Linked DNA regions of Homo sapiens: region 2 is linked to region 1. The links are chromatin contacts, found by Hi-C or POLR2A ChIA-PET in ENCODE. All regions are on one chromosome and are shown on one strand. Each heading gives the region's core, a stretch centred on a gene start or an enhancer-like site at or near the end of the contact. The rest is flanking DNA. Distances are from core to core; before and after follow the strand shown. Region 1 overlaps CRYM (crystallin mu). Region 2 overlaps CDR2 (cerebellar degeneration related protein 2).

Region 1 (5,551 bases), core at 308-2,807:
GGGATTTGAACGGAGGCACTCTATCCTCAGAGTCCAAGCTTTAAATGATACTCATGATTGCCTTCCAACAGGAAGACTGGATTCTGGTGAGCAGAGCAGGCAAATTTTAGAGGATTTAAAGATGGTCTTGGTGCCCTGTGTTTTAGTGACAAGCACATGGTGTGAACTCAGAAGCTAAGAGCTTTGCACACGTGGGCAGATGAGCCGGCGAGAGCCAAGTCAAATGATGACGCATTCAATCATACATGCTGACTGAATCTCTACCGTGTGCCAGGCACTATTCTAGATGCCAGGGATGCCACAATAACCAGGCAGTCAAGGTCACTGGTTTCATGGTGGTTAATTTCAGTGAGGAGAGATAGACAACAAACAAACACATAGAGGAACTAGATCGTTCTGGCTAAAGATGAGACCGGAAAGAACAAGGCCCTGGGTGATAGAGGCTGGTGGTGGAGGTGGAAGGTAGAAGCAGAGAGAGGTGTTTTCAATAGGGTTATCTGAGAAGCTCTCTAAGATGTGTTTTTTGAGCTGTGACCTGAATGAGGAGGAAGAGCAGCCATGCCAAGAGCTGAAGGAAAGGCATTCAGGGTAGAGGGCACAGCAGATGCAAAGGCCTTGAGTGTGGAAGCGAACATGGCGTGTTTGAGGAATGGATCAAAGTAATTTGAAAGTCTCAGGCTGCATGGGACTGGTGGTCAGACTGGGTCCAGGGAATGGGTAAGAGGTAAGTCAGGGCTGAGTTTATGGACAATAAGACCATTTCTGGAAGGACCTGGGAAATCAAAAGGAACCAGTTCATGGTGAAATGGGTTTCCAAGGCTGCATCTTCAGAAAGATGGACTTGATTTTTTTTTCAGCTTAAAACAACACATTATTATCATCTCACAGTTCCCGTGGTTCAGGAGACTGGGTGTGGGTAGCTGGATCCTCTGTGCAAAGTCTCACAAAAAAGAAATTGGGCAACATCCGGGCTGCAATCTCATCTCATGCTCGGGGGTCCTCTTCCAGGCTCCCATGGTGTGGCAGGATTCAGTTCCTTACACTGGAGGATGGGGGGAGCCCCTTTCCTTGGGGCCATTCTCAGCTCCCAGAGATGACCCAAATTTCCCACCATATGGACTCTCCATCCTCACATCCAGCCACAGACAATCTCCCTTATGTTGGATCCCTCTCTCACTTGGAATCATTCTCCAGGAAGGGCTGACTTGATTTTGAGTCAAGGCATCTCTTCTGTTTTCCTGGCCCAGGGACAAAATTGGTTTATGTGTTCACAGAGGCAACACATACATTTAAGAAAAATGTGTCACAAGCGCAGACAACAGGGAAATACCAACAACAGATTTTACTTAGTTTACAGCTCAGCGGAGGGACAGGCCCAGTTCCACCCTGCCCCATGCCTCCCTCCTCCTGCCCCCACACCCTGTCAAGCCTGTCTGCGACCCTCACTCATTTAGCCCCATCACAACCAAGCCAGAGCCTTGTTTGAGTCAGGCTTCTCTCTCTTTACTGCCTGGCCCACCTCCATCCGCCTGAGTGACCTCACACAACCCTTTGAGAACTCGCCCGGCTCATAAGCAGTGGTTGTGCAGGGGAAATAGTCCAGTGAGAAGGAGTGGCCTGAGAAACGGGGGTTTTGTTCCCACCAGCTTATGATTTATTTACAAGCTTCCTTAAGCTAGTGCTTTTGTTCTATAGAACTCTCCGCACAAACAACCTTCAAGATGGACATTTTTACACAACTCTCTTTGGAAATTAGAATGAGGGAGAACAGAACGGGAGGGAACAAAGGGAGAAAACGGGGCGGCAGTGGAAGAAGGCATATAAATGCTGTCTTATATTTGTATAAGGCTTTATAGCAGTTTTCAAAGACTAGCCAGCCAGGGGCTGGATCCAGCCAGCAGATGTGTTTGGTTTGGACCATAGAGTAATCTAAAACTCAAGGAGTGACATATGCAAATAGATTTCCTGTTTCTCTTCTAAGAAAACAACTGGGGCATATCTGGTAACAGTGGATCTACATTCACACGTGGTAATGATTAGCTGGAGCTGAACAATGACTGTCCCCTTCGGAAGGGCCTGCTGGCTTCCCCGCCCCTCAGTCTCCACCACATCTAATCCAGTCCCTCTGACCAGCTTTGTTCATTTTCATTACCTCCCTGGCCTTGCAGGCATTTGGTGGCAGCCTCTGCATTCTCCTGTGTCCTGGTGCCAGGGGGCGTGACACCTTGGATTCATCATTCTGGTCCTGGACTCCATAGAGGATGTGACAGTTCAGGGCCAGGACGGAGCCAGTTTTCTTTCTGACGAGACTTCTCCATGACCCTGACACTGAGTTTTTGTTGTTGTTGTTTTTTTTCTTTTGTCATGAGTTAAGAGAGAACCGGGGGTGAGGAGAGGGAAAGGGGCATAGTGGCAGGCGTCTGTGGTCCCAACAGTTTGGGAGGCTGAGGCGGGAGGATCACTTGAGCTCAGGAGTTTGAGGCTGTGGTGAGTTTTTGTTTGTTTGTTTTTTGAGATGGAGTCTCACTCTGTCGCCTGGTTTGGAGCACAGTGGCGCAGTCTTGGCTCGCTGCAACCTCCAACTCCCAGGTTCAAGAGATTCTCCTGCCTCAGCCTCCCAGGTAGCTGGGATTACAGGCGTGTGCTACCATGCCCAGATAATTTTTGTATTTCAGTAGAGACAGGGTTTCACCATGTTGGCCAGGCTGGTCTTGAACTCCTGACCTCAAGTGAACCACCCACCTCAGCCTTCCAGAGTGTTAGGATTACAGGCATGAGCCACTGCACCCAGCCTGTGGTGAGTTCTGATTGCACCACTACACTCCAGCCTGGGCAACAGAGTGAGACCCTCTCTCCAAAAAGAAAAAAATAGATATTAAAAGAACTGGTTGAGGGTGAGGAATGGGAATGATGGAGATCAAGAGGAGAGTGAGGTGTGAATAAGCACCAAGTGATGTCTCTGTTTCGGGATTTTTGTGAGGAAGGTGTTCCTGTTAAGCAGAAGAGGTGTGAGCGCCTAGGTGCTCTCTCAGACCTGGATTCACCCATCAGATCCTTAACCTTGGCAAACACCTTCACTTCTTTGAGCCTCCATTCGTGCATCTGTTAAGTGAGAACCAGACTTTGAAATGTACTTGCGAGAACCATAAATAGTACGTGCAAAACATCCCACAGAGAGTAGACACCCTGTAAATGAATGCTATGTCGTCTCAAAATCTTTTAGCAATGAGGTGGGATATAGAATAGAAAGGCAAAATGGTAGGTAGTTTTTTTTGTTTGTTTGTTTGTTTTTTTGAGATGGAGCCTCACTCTGTTGCCCAGGCTGGAGTGCAGTGGCATGATCTTGGCTCACTGCAACCTCCGCCTCCCAGGTTTAAGCAATTCTCATGCCTCAGCCTCCAGAGTAGCAAAGACTACAGGTGTGAGCCACCACGCCTGGATAATTTTTTGTATTTTTAGTAGACACAGGGTTTCACCATGTTGGCCAGGCTAGTCTCAAACTCCTGGCTTCAAGTGATCTGCCTGCCTCAGCCTCCCAAAGTGCTGGGATTACAGGTGTGAGCCACCACACCTGGCCTATTTCTTAATAAGTATTTCGTCCTACTGATTGGGAGAGCATGGCCTGGGGAATGAGGGGGTATTTTGAATCTGAGTGTGTTCACGAGTCCTTTGTTCACCTCTCTCCTGTGCTTTGGGCTTCTTAGCAGCCTTTGGCACTAATCCTGGGCTTAAGGTCTGTTTTGCTGTCTCTTAGCTGTTGGAGCCAGCAGACCTGACTGGAGAGAACTGGATGATGAGCTCATGAAAGAAGCTGTGCTGTACGTGGATTCCCAGGAGGCTGCCCTGAAGGAGTCTGGAGATGTCCTGCTGTCAGGGGTGAGGCCCTTCTGACCCCAGTCAGGGCTGCCACCTGGCTGGCCTCACCTGGATCCCAGGGTTTCATTAACTTCCCTTCCAGTTTGGTCTGCTCCAGACCTCAGCCACCCCACCTCCTTGTAGGGGAAGGAGCTCCTAAACATTTTGCAACCCTCTTTAATTCCATTCCAGAAAAATATGGGCATTATGGGTGGTGACATGTGTGTTCCTGGAAGGAGAAGCTCAGTGGATTTTATTTTTTTGCTGGGCTGTCCTCTAAAGAAGTGGGATTGGAAGCTTCTTGCAGCCTGGAAACCTTCCCAATGTGGCCAACATGATAAGACTGTGTTGCCCACCTTCTGGCCTCATTTTACGGTTATAATCAGCATAAAACAAGAAGGGAGCTGCTGGCATGCATGTTCAGATAACAGCATGTCTATTTCCTCACTGACACAATGATCTTGGCAGGACAGCTCCCTGAGCACCAACTCGAATCTCTGTGTTTATGGTATCACAAAAGCAAATGCCACCCCAAAAGGATTTCGGGGCCAGCCTCCTCCCTAATATCATTCAGTGTACAAAGGATCTCTCTCTTTTTTTTTTTTTTTTTAATCAAATTTATCTCTTATCCAATTCAGGAATTCCCTGGGCTGGCTTCAAAAGCCAACCCTGCACAGACTTTAGCTTCATGCCTGGGTCAGCGTATGTTTGTTTCCTAGGCCGAGATCTTTGCTGAGCTGGGAGAAGTGATTAAGGGAGTGAAACCAGCCCACTGTGAGAAGACCACCGTGTTCAAGTCTTTGGGTAAGATCCATTGCTCCCTGGGCACAAATCCAACTAGCGCACAAGGCAGGTTCACCCATTGGTGGAAAGAGCAATGAGTCACCAGACTCTGCAGCTGAATCATTGTGCTCCATCATTCAGGTCAATTATTTACATGGTTTAGCCTAGTGCTAAGCCCATGAACTCTGGAACTGAGCAGTCCTGGGTCAGAGTCCCTTCCCCGCCACTCAAAGGCAGGTGTCCTTAGGCAAGTGATCTGACCTCTGTAGGCCTCAGTTTCCTCACCACCTGTTACCATTGAGGATTAGGTGGGATTTGCATATAAAATGAATCAGTTCGGTGCAGATCTTGATGAAATTCAGAAGGTACCCTTCAGAGGTGGAGGGGGCAGGGGACAAAGATGTTAAAAGACAGGAACCTTAAGGGAAATGGCAGAGACCCAACCTGAAAGAGTCAGATGGAAAGTATAGCCTAAGCCCTGTTCATTCCCTCCTTCCCTACTCTCCCACTTGCTGCTTTGAGGAGGGCTTCCATGGGGAGCCCCCTACCACCTGAGTTGTATGGGGTACCTTATAGAAGCCCAACAAAGGGTGGGCTCCCAGTGGCCAGTCTGTCCCTTGCCCCAGGTCCTCTTCCACCCTATGAGATTGAAGGAAACAGAAGTACATGGGAACAGGCTGAGCTCGGTGGCTCACGCCTGTAATCCCAACACTTTGGGAGGCCAAGGTGGGCAGATCACTTGAGCTAAGGAGTTTGAGACCAGCCTGGCCAACATGGTGAAACTCCATCTCTACTAAAAATACAAAAATTAGCCAGGCGTGGTGGTGCACATCTGCAATCCCAGCTACTTGGGAGGTTGAGGCAGGAGAATCACTTGAACCCGGAAGGTGGAGGTTGTAGTGAGCTGACATCG
Region 2 (6,033 bases), core at 2,712-5,211, 1.1 Mb before region 1:
TTCAACGTGTTTCTCCTTCCCTTAAACTTTTTATTGAAATCTACATTACAGAAAAGGGCATAAATCCTAAGTGTATAGTTTGATGAATTTTCATAAAGTAAACATGCCCATGCAACCTATTCCTAGATAAGGAGTTGAGAGCATTATCAGCTCATCTGGTCACCACCCGGTGAGCTAGCATCCTAAGTTTAGCTTGTTTTTGACCTTTACGTGAATGGAATCACTTGTACAAGTTTTAAAGTAACTGTTTAGAATGTTTATTGGGAATTAGATTACAAAGTAATACACAGCTTGGCGCAGTGGCTCACGCCTGTAATCCTAGCACTTTGGGAGGCTGAGGCGGATGGATCACTGAGGTCAGGAGTTCGAGACCAGCCTGGCCAACATGGCGAAACCCTGTCTCTACTAAAAATACAAAAAGTAGCTGGGCATGGTGGTGCATCCCTGTAATCCCAGCTACTCGGGAGGCTGAGGCAGGAGAATCCCTTGAACCTGCAGGGCGGAGGTCACAGTGAGCCGAGATCCTGCCACTTCACTCCAGTCTGGGCGAAAGAGTGAAACTCCGTCTCAAAAAAAAAAAAAAAAAAAAAAAAAAAAGATCATTTTTTTAATTCAGAAAAATATATAGTTGAAGAACAAAAAGTCAGCTCCTATCCCACCACCAGTGAAATTTAAAATGAGACAGTCCAGAAGAATGGTCTGGGAACAAACTCATCTGAGCGAATGAAAAATAGTGCAGAGAACTGGTGAAAATACTAGGACAAGATCCCTAAGATTCTGACTTATTATGGAAATAGACAACTTGGACACTGCCAAAGGGTATTTTGTAAGTAGAACCACAAATATTCTTTCAAAGACTCTTGGAGGGTTTCAAACAATCCTCCTAAAAATTGATCAGTATTTTTGGTAGGCATCATTTTTAATGTAAAAACGAAAAAAACAAAAATTTCCTTTTATGTGAAAACGAAAAAAGATTAAACTATTCAAAATAATGGTTAAACTGGCTTCAGAGAAGCCTGTAGCCTGTCTTACTTTTTTTCAGTGCTAATTTGAAAAACTTAGATAATTTTTTAAGAATCCAGAGCAAGTTTTTTCTGTTCTGGGTGGAAGGAGGGGAGGAGAGAACTCTTACTTGGGAGAGTAATGAGATCAGACACCATTGGATTCATTTACACTTTGCTACAACCGTGTAAGCAGCCTACAGCCTTGTGTTTTGGTTACTTCCCTGCTTAGACACCTGCATTATCCCCTACAGGAGTTGTGCCTAGCACTCAAAGTAGTCTGGCCTTCAAGGCATCCCTTCTTTCAAGAGTTCATGCCCTCTTTGGAAATGGAAAAATATTTTGTGCTGCTTTTACTGCATGTATCAATATTCTACTGCATATGATACTTAATTGATTTGCTTTATTTTCCTTTCCCCTTATTTCCCATTGCAACAGTGAGCACTGTTGTGTTTATTCATGGTCTTTCACACATACTAGGTAATCAATACTTTGTTGAAATCAGTATTTTAACAGAGGAGAAACAGCTTACAAAGCTCTTCTAATAACTCCTAAACTTTGGGTTTCCACCTCTGGAGATTTTTAAGGCAGGCAGAAGGGGCTCTGGCCTCTGTTTTAGGAGATTCAGGTTTAAACCCTCAATTTTAATTGCAAATAGCTAGAGAATTTAGACATATGAATTACCCCTCAGATTCTCTTTGCTCCGTTATGGAATGGTGATAATGCTTACACTGCTTTGGTGTAGGAGTTTTCTGAGGGGATGAGATTATGGAGGCATATATATTTTGAACAGTATAAATTGTTACTTTGGTATAGGATTTTTCTGAGGGGATGAGATTATGGAAGCATATATATTTTGAACGGTATAAATCGTTGCATAGTTTACCAATGTTTTAAGAATTTTAGTAGTGAGCCGGTGGCGGTGGCTCACTCCTGTAATCCCAGCACTTTGGGAGGCTGAGGCAGGTAGATCACGAGGTCAGGAGTTCAAGATAAGCCTGGCCAAGATGGCGAAACCCCATCTCTGCTAAAAATAGAAAAATTAGCTGGGCGTGGTGGCGGGCGCCTGTAATCCCAGCTACTCAGGAGGCTGAGGCAGAGAATTGCTTGAACCCGGGAGGTGGAGGTTGCAGTGAGCCAAGATTGCGCCACTGCAGTCCAGCCTGAGCAAAAAAGCGAGACTCCGTCTCAAAAAAAAAAAGAATTTTAGTAGTGAAAAAAGTCTTTAAAAATTTGTATGGATATATAACAGCTTTACATATATCTGGGGCGCCTGTGACGTTTTGATACAAGCATACAATGTGTAATGATGAAATCTAAACTGAGATAACCATGACCTCCAACATTTATCATTTCTTTGTGTTGGGAATATTGCGTATCTTTTCTAGCTATTTTGAAGTATACAATAAGATATTGTTAACTATAGTCATGAAAGAACTTAAATTCTGAAAAAATAAATCTTCCAGAATTACTGGAAATAGACTTTAAAAACAATCTAATCCCACAATTTTAATAATGGGATTATAGGTGGTTTCTATTTTCATGTTCATGCCTCCCGCCACCAAATTTCTACAGGGGAAATATATTTCATCAGGGGAAAGAGATTTTTCAAAAGTAATAGGAAATATTTCTTTATTATTGTGGAAGTTCATTTTGATAGTAAATTCAGAGGATTTAGGCTGTAATCCTTAATTTCAGGATAATCCCAACACTGCTTACAAGCCAGATTTCCACTCCATTTCTATGCATTTTTACTTGGGGTCGTTTGTTTCTATCTTTCCCTGCGTTCCAGGTTAGGATTCCACAATTGCAAATAGGTATTTATGTAATTCTGCTGGCCTTTGTTTTTTAAAGATTTACCTTAATTGTAAAGGTGGCCTGTTTGTAGCTTTTGTGCATAACTGGAACCTTGTACTCATAGTTGAGGTGACAGTCTGTGCAAATTCCTAGACAGTGAGATAAACCCAAGGCATTTTGCTATAAGTTGACATTTTTGCCCACATTTCTGCTACCCCATGACCCCCTTCCCCCACTGTTTTGCTTTAAATGTCTCCCTTTCCTGTTTACTATGGCAGTCAGATTCATTGGAGGCTGTGTATCAAAGAGAAAACCAGCATGTCAGCAGCATGTCTGTACCTTGAGATGAGAGGTAGGAAATAAGCTAACCCATTTCCTTCTAGATTCAGAAAAAAAATGAAGCACTGACTCCATAGACCTAGATGTCTGGCCTTACATCAGTACGTACTTAGAGAGCTCATCATTTTTCTTTAAGTTGCTGACTGGTTTTGTCAGACTCTTCTGTAGGTCCCCTATAACTGAATCTTGGAGAAGTGAAGGGCTTTTCTGATTAATTTTGGTTTTATATAATAAGATTAAGCTCCTACCATGTGAAAACAAGCTCCTTGACATTCTTTAGATTGTTGTTAAAGCCAAGTCATCTAAAACCAAAATATCACAAGTTCTTAAATGGTTTCATTATGTTGTTATCACAGGTATCACAGGTTTTTATATATCAAACAAGGAACTTTCTATAGTTTCTTAAATGGCCTGTTTGTACTTATTTGCATATTGACTTGTTTCCTGTATGTTGGCCACAACTCTAACTTGAACATCCTATCTGTAAGAGAACAACAACTTGAGACCCATCTGGTATCTGGTAGGAACTGTAAAAGTCTCCCCCTCAGATTACCGGGGCAATTGCTGCCATGGGAATAAATACAGAGAAATAATCTATAAATGGAAAAGCGGGGAGAGAATTCATGGTTAATAGGCTGTTTTCCCAAGAGGGCTAAAGCCAAAGCCCTTCTCAAAACCTTTCAGTTAAATCCCCCTTGACATCTCACAGTCTGAGTCATGCCAAGCACAATAAGCTGTTGTGAAGAAAAGTCTAGAAACTGCCAGTTCGCCAGTATTTTTTTGTCCCCTACTGTGTGTCAGGAATGGACTAGATACACAAGAGCCTTCCATTCTTAGAAGACTACAGTACTGGCCTGGCACGGTGGCTCATGCCTGTAATCCCTTCACTTTGGCAGGCCGAGTCAGGTGGATCTCCTGAGGTCAGGAGTTCAAGACCAGCCCGGCCAACATGGTGAAACCCAGTCTCTAATAAAAATACAAAAATTAGCCTGGTGTGGTGGTGCAAGCCTGTAATCCCAGCTACTCAGGAGGCTGAGGCAGCAGAATCACTTGAACCTGGGAGACCAAGATTGCAGTGAGCTGAGATCGTGCCTCCAGCCTGGGCAACAGAGTGAGACTCCATCTCAACAACAACAAAAAATTGAATATTATTGTATTGTTTTGAGAGAAATCAATTTAGGGTACCTTGGGAATGCTGCCGCTTTAGACCTGCTTTAAGGTGGTCTTCTTTTTTTTTTTTTTTTTTCTTTTTTTTTTTTGAGATGGAGTCTTGTTCTGTTGCTGAGGTTGGAGTGCAGTGGCATGATCTTGGCTCACTGCAACTTCTGCCTCGCAGGTTCAAACAATTCTCCTGCTTCAGCCTCCCCAGTAGAGTAGCTGGGATTACAGGCATACACTACCTTGCCTGGATAATTTTTGTATTTTTATTTATTTTATTTTATTTTTTAGACAAAGTCTTGCTCTTGTCCCCCAGGCTGGAGTGCAGTGGCGTGATCTCGGCCCACTGCAACCTCCACCTCCTGGGTTCAAGTGATTCTCCTGCCTCAGCCTCCTGAGTAGCTGGGATTACAGGCACCTGCCATCATGCCCGGCGAATTTTTGTATTTTTAGTAGAGATGGGGTTTCACCATGTTGGCCAGGCTGGTCTCAAACTCCTGACCTCAGGTGATCCACCTGCCTCGGCCTCCCAAAGTGCTGGGATTATAGGCATGAGCCACCACACCCAGCAAATTTTTGTATTTTTAGTAGAGACGGGGTTTTGCCATGTTGGCCAGGCTGGTCTCGAACTCCTGACCTCAAGTGATCTGCCCACCTCGGCCTCCCAGAGTGCTGGGATTACAGCCATGAGCCACAGCACCTGGCCAAAGTGGTCTTAAAAGGCTTCTGAAGAGGTTATGTTTGAAATGAGGCCAGAAGGATAACTGGAATTTATAATCTTTCTTTGGTGCCATGGATCCCTTTGATTATCTAATGAGATCTAGGATAATCCTCTTAAAATTCATTGAATTACAAAGGAAACCTGTTAGAATGAAATACCTGTCAAATATTGAAAAAAGTAAATTTGTGATGTAATATAGATACGTATTAACATATTTAATAACAAGATCTAGAAACTACCATGATTTCAAATAGTGATGAATGTAGGCAGTAAATCAAGATTTCTGCAACTATAGTGCAATATGAAAATACCTGTGATTTCTGTTGATGATGAAGTCACAGATAAACCTAATACTACTAGTGGTTTATTGCCTCTGTCAAAAGAAAAAATTACGACAAACATAGTATAAAGATCTTAATTAGCTTTTATTTGAGATTCTAAAGTTGGGCAACACCTCATTCTTAGAGAATGAGGGTTTCAATGAGCTGAGCAGAGGAAGTTGGTTTTATAGACAGGGGCTGAGGAAAGCAGAAACAGAAAACAAAAAATGGGTGGTTTCAAAGTTAATTTATTTGTAAAGGTTAAAGCAGAGGGAAGTCCCTTATGCTGGCTAAAACTGGCATGTTTGGGGGCTTGGCTATTATCTCTTCTAATTTCTCAGAAGTCAGATGAACAACTTTGCTTTGGCTTGCTGACATGGAACTTTAGCACAAGTGACTCCATTTTGGTTTGGTTTGTTGGGCCTAGGGCAGGGACTCAGTCCAAACCAGTGGTCTCCTATAAATTTTAACAGATCTATTAGTACTTGAAAGAAATGTCAAATTTCATTTAGAAGTTAACAAAAATGAAGATGTAGCTGTTCAGACCCTTTAAATTCATCCATGTTCACAGACCCTCTAAAGTCTATCCATGGACCCCAGGCTAAGAACTGCTGGCTTAGGTGGAGCAGCCAGGAGAACTGCATCCCCCCGGATAGGGGATCGTAAAGGCATTAGAGGAGGGAGGCACTTGCCTTGC

The links. Hi-C counts contacts between places; a loop is a spot of excess contacts on that map. ChIA-PET counts read pairs that join two places held with the same protein, here RNA polymerase II (POLR2A). Pooled maps may share reads with other maps.
Region 2: a pooled map shows a loop between it and region 1 (3-fold over the local background). The contact joins two enhancer-like sites. A Hi-C loop is called at or near these places in 2 of 50 pooled maps. POLR2A ChIA-PET finds 5 or more read pairs at or near these places in 2 of 52 experiments (WTC11 and activated T-cell).

Annotation. Positions count from the first base shown.
Region 1 is chr16:21,260,362-21,265,912 of GRCh38, reverse strand. CRYM (crystallin mu) reads left to right here. Exons shown (of 8, transcript NM_001376256.1): 6 at 3,755-3,876; 7 at 4,575-4,659. Among named protein-coding and RNA genes, the nearest start is that of CRYM, 15 kb to the left of the region's middle. RefSeq lists an enhancer at 1,832-1,891. Within about 2 kb of position 1,557, at least 9 of the 41 ENCODE cell types and tissues checked have a DNase peak (open chromatin) inside an H3K27ac peak, as active enhancers do.
Region 2 is chr16:22,355,304-22,361,336 of GRCh38, reverse strand. All of the region lies in intron 2 of CDR2 (cerebellar degeneration related protein 2), which reads left to right. Among named protein-coding and RNA genes, the nearest start is that of CDR2, 16 kb to the left of the region's middle. RefSeq lists a silencer at 3,047-3,116 and an enhancer at 3,987-4,066. Within about 2 kb of position 3,961, at least 7 of the 41 ENCODE cell types and tissues checked have a DNase peak (open chromatin) inside an H3K27ac peak, as active enhancers do.